2 separate regions of the Mus musculus genome follow, and region 1 is linked to region 2. Evidence: chromatin loops called from intact Hi-C (ENCODE). Cell type or tissue: left cerebral cortex. All regions are shown on one strand. Each heading gives the region's core, and the rest is flanking DNA. Links, peaks and the distances in the headings are about the cores only. Region 1 has its middle 250 kb from the start of Gm35236. Region 2 has its middle 10 kb from the start of Gm35236.

Evidence for each region. A loop is a pair of places that touch in the nucleus more often than their neighbours do. Peaks named below come from ENCODE experiments on the same cell type or tissue, not always from the same donor. Only the 100,000 strongest peaks of a DNase experiment are listed, where the experiment ranks them.
Region 1: a loop joins it to region 2, with 2.6 times the contacts of the local background. A loop is called at or near these places in 1 of 42 quality-filtered maps.

What each region holds. Positions count from the first base shown.
Region 1 is chr3:66,649,014-66,651,927 of GRCm38, reverse strand. No RefSeq gene overlaps it. Among named protein-coding and RNA genes, the nearest start is that of Gm35236, 250 kb to the right of the region's middle. In left cerebral cortex, for the core only: no CTCF peak of the experiment used is centred there; a DNase peak (open chromatin) is centred at 1,284.
Region 2 is chr3:66,409,385-66,412,298 of GRCm38, reverse strand. No RefSeq gene overlaps it. Among named protein-coding and RNA genes, the nearest start is that of Gm35236, 10 kb to the right of the region's middle. In left cerebral cortex, for the core only: a CTCF peak has its summit at 1,504 (motif pointing left); a DNase peak (open chromatin) is centred at 1,391; H3K4me3 peaks cover 463 bases.

The DNA of each region.
Region 1 (2,914 bases), core at 137-2,636, 240 kb before region 2:
TTAAAGATAATTTGTCTGGGGAAGTTAAAGAAGCTTTCTAAAATTTGATTTAAGCTATTAATTTGCTTAGTAAAATCGTATATTGCACATAGGAAATTCAGCTCTGTTGTGGCCAAATTATCACAAGTTATAAATTAGTTGCATTTGAGTTAATGAGGTTTTATTATAAACACAAAACAGCATTACACCCAATGCCTGATTTTCATTAGTAGAAGAAAACAGGCCAAATAAAGCTAAAGAAAAAAAAAGAAAAAAAAAAAAGAAAAAAAAAAAGCCTGAGTTGCCTATCCCACTTGCTTTGTAAACATTCAAGATGCAGTTGAATTTTCTGTTAGTAAAGAGTTGCAAAGGTATTTACGTTGCCTACCCGCAGTTTGATTTGAATTAAGGTAGCCACAAAAACCCCCTTAGTTCCAGTAGCCTGTGAATCATTTCTGGGCTCCCATTCTCTCATTTTTAAGATTTTTTTTTTTTTTTTTTTTTTTTTTTTTTGGTACAAATGGAGCAGCAGATGTCTGAGGGACCATTGTAAATTGATAGAAACAGTTGAAGCTCAGGCTGGTGAAAGGGTGGAATTACAGGATCGGAGGAGGAGCCTTGAAAAGAGACAGCGGAAAAGGTAGGGCCTGTGCAAGGGGTTCAGGAACGGAGAACCCCCTCCATGCGGTGTTCCCCCACCCCCACCCCCGCGCTCGCCTCTGAGCCCTGCCTTCAGGGCAATAAACCTTGGGGCTGAGGGTTTAGGCTGGGAAGAGCCTGCCTGTCGCTATGCACTTTTATAACCAGACACCTGGCAGAGAAAAGCTGTGTTGAGTCCCTACTGGGTAGAAGGAGATTTCCTGTCTTTTAACCATAAATTCACACATAAATCCATTTATTAGACAACAATGGTTTTAATCTTGAAGCCTATAGGGCTATGTTCAGTGCCAGTGGCTCTTTTAAGATCTTGGCCAGCTCACCTTTGTCTGTTTTCTTGCTGTTCTTTCTTCTTGGCTCCTCTTTCAAGGGAACTGTTGTCACCGCTCTTCTCTAAACAGCTCTCTCTCAGCTGATCAGCAGGCAGAGGTTGTGGACTCCTCGCAGGACCGGTTTGAAGAAGGTGTTGATATAAGCAGATGAGCAGCTTCCGATCAAATACGCGGAGCGGCCCCCCCACTCCCCATAACCTCCCAAACACCGAGGAGCCCCAAAGATGGCAGGAGCCCAGCTCCCCCGTTGAGGCGCTGCGAGAGCTGGATGGACTTCTGTGGAAGGGGCTGTCTGCAGTTCTGTGGGAAGTGAGTGGGCCTGGCTCTCTGGCCTGTGTAGAAGTTGGGATGTGTCCAGGTGGTTGTGTTTGTGCCAGTAGCAACACGCTTGCGTCGATCCTGCTGCAAGCACTGATGAGTTGGTGTGTGTCTTCACAAGGTCTGGTTGTGCAGAGGCTGCTCAAAGGCCTCCAGTGAAGAGGCCCGGCCCCGGCCGCTCCTCCTGCTTATTCTTCATTTCAGGATGTGCTGAGGCTATAGAGGCAGAGTGACGTGACGCCTCCCCAGGTGTCAGAGGGAGATAAACTTCGCGATAACTAAAACAATCATAAATCTGCCAGACACTGTAAAATATTAAAGAGACAGCAAGGGTTAGGCTGAAACAGTGGGAGAAGGCCTCGGAGAGTTTGGCCCAGGTCCAGGAAACCTTCAATTCATTTTCTACCCTGTTGTTGGTTATCACCAAGGAAAAAATGAAGCTGGTTAACTCTGTTACGTCTTATTTACAGAAACCAGCCAATTCCCCTTTGCCTCCAGGAAAAAGTCCTGGTATGCCAAGGCACTTTGTGTGCTGATCTGACCTAAAATCTCTCCATGATCTCCTATATTTTATTTTCTGCCCAACCCAGCCACATTTGCCAATGAACTTCCTACCATGGTAGGAGCATGCCAGAGCCTTGTGTGCTCTGGACAGGGGTCATATTTCTTATTTCCATTTGTTCCTTTTCATGACCTGTTAAACTCACCCTTCAAGGCCTTGGTTCAACCATACCTCGTCCCTGGTATTTGTCTACATTAGTTCATTCATTCATTCATTCATTCATCCCCACATAGAGATTCCCAACGTCAAGCACTGTGCAGGATCCCAGGAGAAGGGCAATGGTGAACAGGCACTGTAATCCCTGCCTTCTGGAATATCCATCTTAGCGGAGATATTGTCAATCAAAGAAGTACTGGAGGAATTACCATAAGAGCTGAAACGGCTTCCCAAGGAATAGATTGTTGGCATGTGGTATGCAACAGTATCACCTCAGCGGTGTTGAGTGTCTGCCATGCTGTAGGCATCCTGTTGTGCATCTTAACAGCATCAGCATCATTTGTGATTGTGATTCTCACACTTGGTCCACAAATTCCTTAGGAGTAGGACTCCTCTCCCTTAGACCCTTCCATGCATGCAGAATCTGGCTCAGTGCCTGGTGTTGAAGACCGTGGCTCAGCCAGGATAGCAGGGATGAGGATGAAGACCGTGGCTCAGCCAGGATAGCAGGGATGAGGATGAAGATCGTGGCTCAGCCAGAATAGCAGGGATGAGGATGAAGAGGATGGTCACATCTTGGGACCAGTCAGATCAGAACATTAGCAGCTTCATATCTGCTAAGGGTTCCTCTTATGTTTGGTATATTTCTTCAGCTAATAATACAATTAAAAACCTTTTATTTGGAGCTGGAAGAAGTATCCTGCTTACTGTATTTTATCACCTGGTATCTTAGTTTGGATCTATGGGTGAGATTAAACACCATGACCAAAAAGCAAGTTGGGGAGGAAAAGGTTTATTTGGCTTACACTTCCACATCATAATCAATCATTGGGGGAAGTCAGGACATGACTCAAGCAGGGCAAGAACATGGAGGCAAGAGATGATGCAGAGGCCATGGAGGAGTGCTGCT
Region 2 (2,914 bases), core at 294-2,793:
AGATGAAGGTCTAGGCAAGAATAACCAGTGTCTTAGGCAGAGCCAGAGTTTGCATGTTTTGGTTTTTGTTTTTTCTTCTTTCAGTTCTTTGGAAGGTTTAAAATCATTTCACTTATAGATACAAACTAATAGAAATTTTTAAAAAATCCAGTGAGAATTTTGGCAAATAAAGGCATTGTTGGGTATTTTGTTTTGTTTTGCCGATGCTCATCATCTTTGAGGAATGGGAAAAAATGGAAACCCACAGAATGTCAAGACCTCTTGACTTCAGCCTGGATTGCCAGTGTGTATTGGTTCTGTTTATGTTTATGATTTTCATCCGAAGGTTAGAGCCACCTCTCTGAGAGCCACAGTGGACCCCTGGCTGCCTTTCTCTCTTCATTAATCCTTAGGATGTTCCCAAGAATTGGGAAGAGACAGCTCTCGGATTCCCCCTTTGTAGAAAGAGAAGCTGGGGTTTGCAAAGGTTAAGAGACTTGCCCAAGGTTATTTAGCAAATTAGGAGAAGCCACTTGGGGACAGAGCTCCAGGTGCCTAGGTTCTGTGGCTGCAGCCAGAGAGTCAATGTGTGTAAGAGACTCTTTTGTGTTTCATGCTCAACAGAAACACTTAACTGGTGTAGAAACAAAATAACTTCATATTCTAGTTCAGTCCTTCCCTTGTATTCCACACACACACACACACCAACACACACACACACACACACACACACACACACACACACACACTATTAGTGATAGAGAACCAGTTAGCCCTGGATTAGAACTTGCAAATAAACTCCCTGATTTGCTACAGAAGTCTCAATGTATTCTATTGTTTTAGAATCGACCACACACAGGTGTCGTTCCGACTTCCTGTCCTCACTCCTAGAAGAGAACCGGGCTCATGTATTTATTCATTATGACCATATTTAAAGAGTTGCTACAAGAACAACCACTCCATTGATACAGACTTTCTTTAAAAAAAAAATTTTTAAAGAACGATTTATTGCCACCATCATAAGGGAGAATAAAGATGGCATATAATTCATGGAGGAGAAGGACTGCTCTACAAATCAACGAGCTTTTGCAGACCGCCTTGGATTAGCATCCGGAATGCGGCTAGAAGATGCACTGCCTTAGTTCTCCGGAGCGAGTGGTGTCAAGGCCGGAGGAAGAAAGAAGCCACATCTTAAGGAACACATTTTTTTACTCAGTCACAGGGCTAGGAATAGAGTAAGTTTCAAAAGGTGAACTCACACAGGAACAGTGCCTGTGCAGAGAAGTGACCTGTCCTGAGGAGAGAGAGAGGCATATCAAAGTCTGGGAGGAAAGAAAATACCATCTTCCGGGCAAGTGGTACCTTCTTGCTTGTGCACATGCAGCTTTGTAAGTACAATAGATGCTTTGGTAGCAGTCTTGTTCCTCGGAGGCTGAGATTGCTTTCTTTCTTTTCTTTTCTTCCTTTTTTTTCTTTTTTTTTTTTCTTTAAGTTTTGAATTCCAAGTTCGCCATCTAGTGACCGCTCCCCAGAACAACAAGCTCATGGTGTTGCTGATGTCATCTTTTGGATGCAAATTACTTAGTTCAAGATTTTTTTTTTTTTTTTTTTAATGACTAATGGTTGCATCAATAATAACAAGCTATTGAGAATTTAACTTCCGGCATGCACAGTTGGCAGTGGCTTGCAAGAACCGAAAGTATCTGTATATTGGCAATTTAAATCACAGGTTTTTTTTCACTTCTGAGATCAACTTCCGTGATTCATTATCTCAAATTTAATTGCATTGACAATACTTCCGGGGATGAACAAAATAGTCTTGCAGAAAACTTGCTAAATTTATGCTTAAATCCTCTGGGTGTGTTCTATTGTGAAAATAGAGAAGAGTTGGGTGTTTGATGGCAAAGCAAACTGTCCAGAAGTCTTTTGGGTTTAATACCCCTGGTGGGGTTGACTGTACAGGAAAAGACGCATCCACTGTCCATCTGGAGACAGTGGTCTCTAGTGTGGCAGCACCTTGGACTACAGAATCTCAGACTCTGAACAACACTAGTGATCCCAAAGAAGAACATTCTCAGTAGTGTGTGATGCTGTAGACAGCTGCTCTAAAACACACTTTGGTTCAGTCTTTCCGTGTACTGGGTACCGCTGAAATTGCCGTTCTCTTTCCCAGTCAAGAACAGACTTCTGCCTTACTTTCTTTGCCCCACTCGTAATATAATTAGAAGTCTACACAATTGTATTACTCTGCACTGTCTTTAGTTATAACATATTAATGCCAAGTGATATACTTTGTCACTGAAATAATAATATAAAATGCCTTAAAGCAAAAACTGATTCAAGAAAAGGCCAGAATTATTTTTGAAGTAAAATATGCAGCAATTAAGCACAGGGCACATGTGAACACTTTCACCATCAGGAAGAGGGGATGTGGGAAGGGATGCTGGCAACATGTCCTGGACACAGGCTCTTTTGACTGAAACCTGGATAGGTCCTCTCCCTGGGATCTGCCTCTAGCTCCCTGCAATGGGATACCTTGTAAGCTGCCATAACAGTCAAGTTACTGAATCTCTTCTGAGCTCTGTTTGTCCCATGTGCAGAGTGAAAGTGCAGGTGGGCTCAGAGCAAACAATCAAAAAGAGTTTGCTGGAGGCTGGAGAAATGGCTCACCGGTTAGGAGCACTGGCTGCTCTTCCAAAGGACCCAGGTTCAATTCCCAGAAACCACATGGCAGCTCACAACTGTCTGTAGCTCCAGCTCCAGGGCATTTCACACCCTCACCGACGCATATATGCAGGCAAAAGACCAGTGTGCATAAAATAAAAACATTTTTAAAAAAACAAATGTAAGAAGGATTTTTAATACAATGCGGAAGGGGAATTCTGGGTATAGGGAAAGGAATGAAAGAAGCCTTCTAGAGGAAAAGAACAAAAGA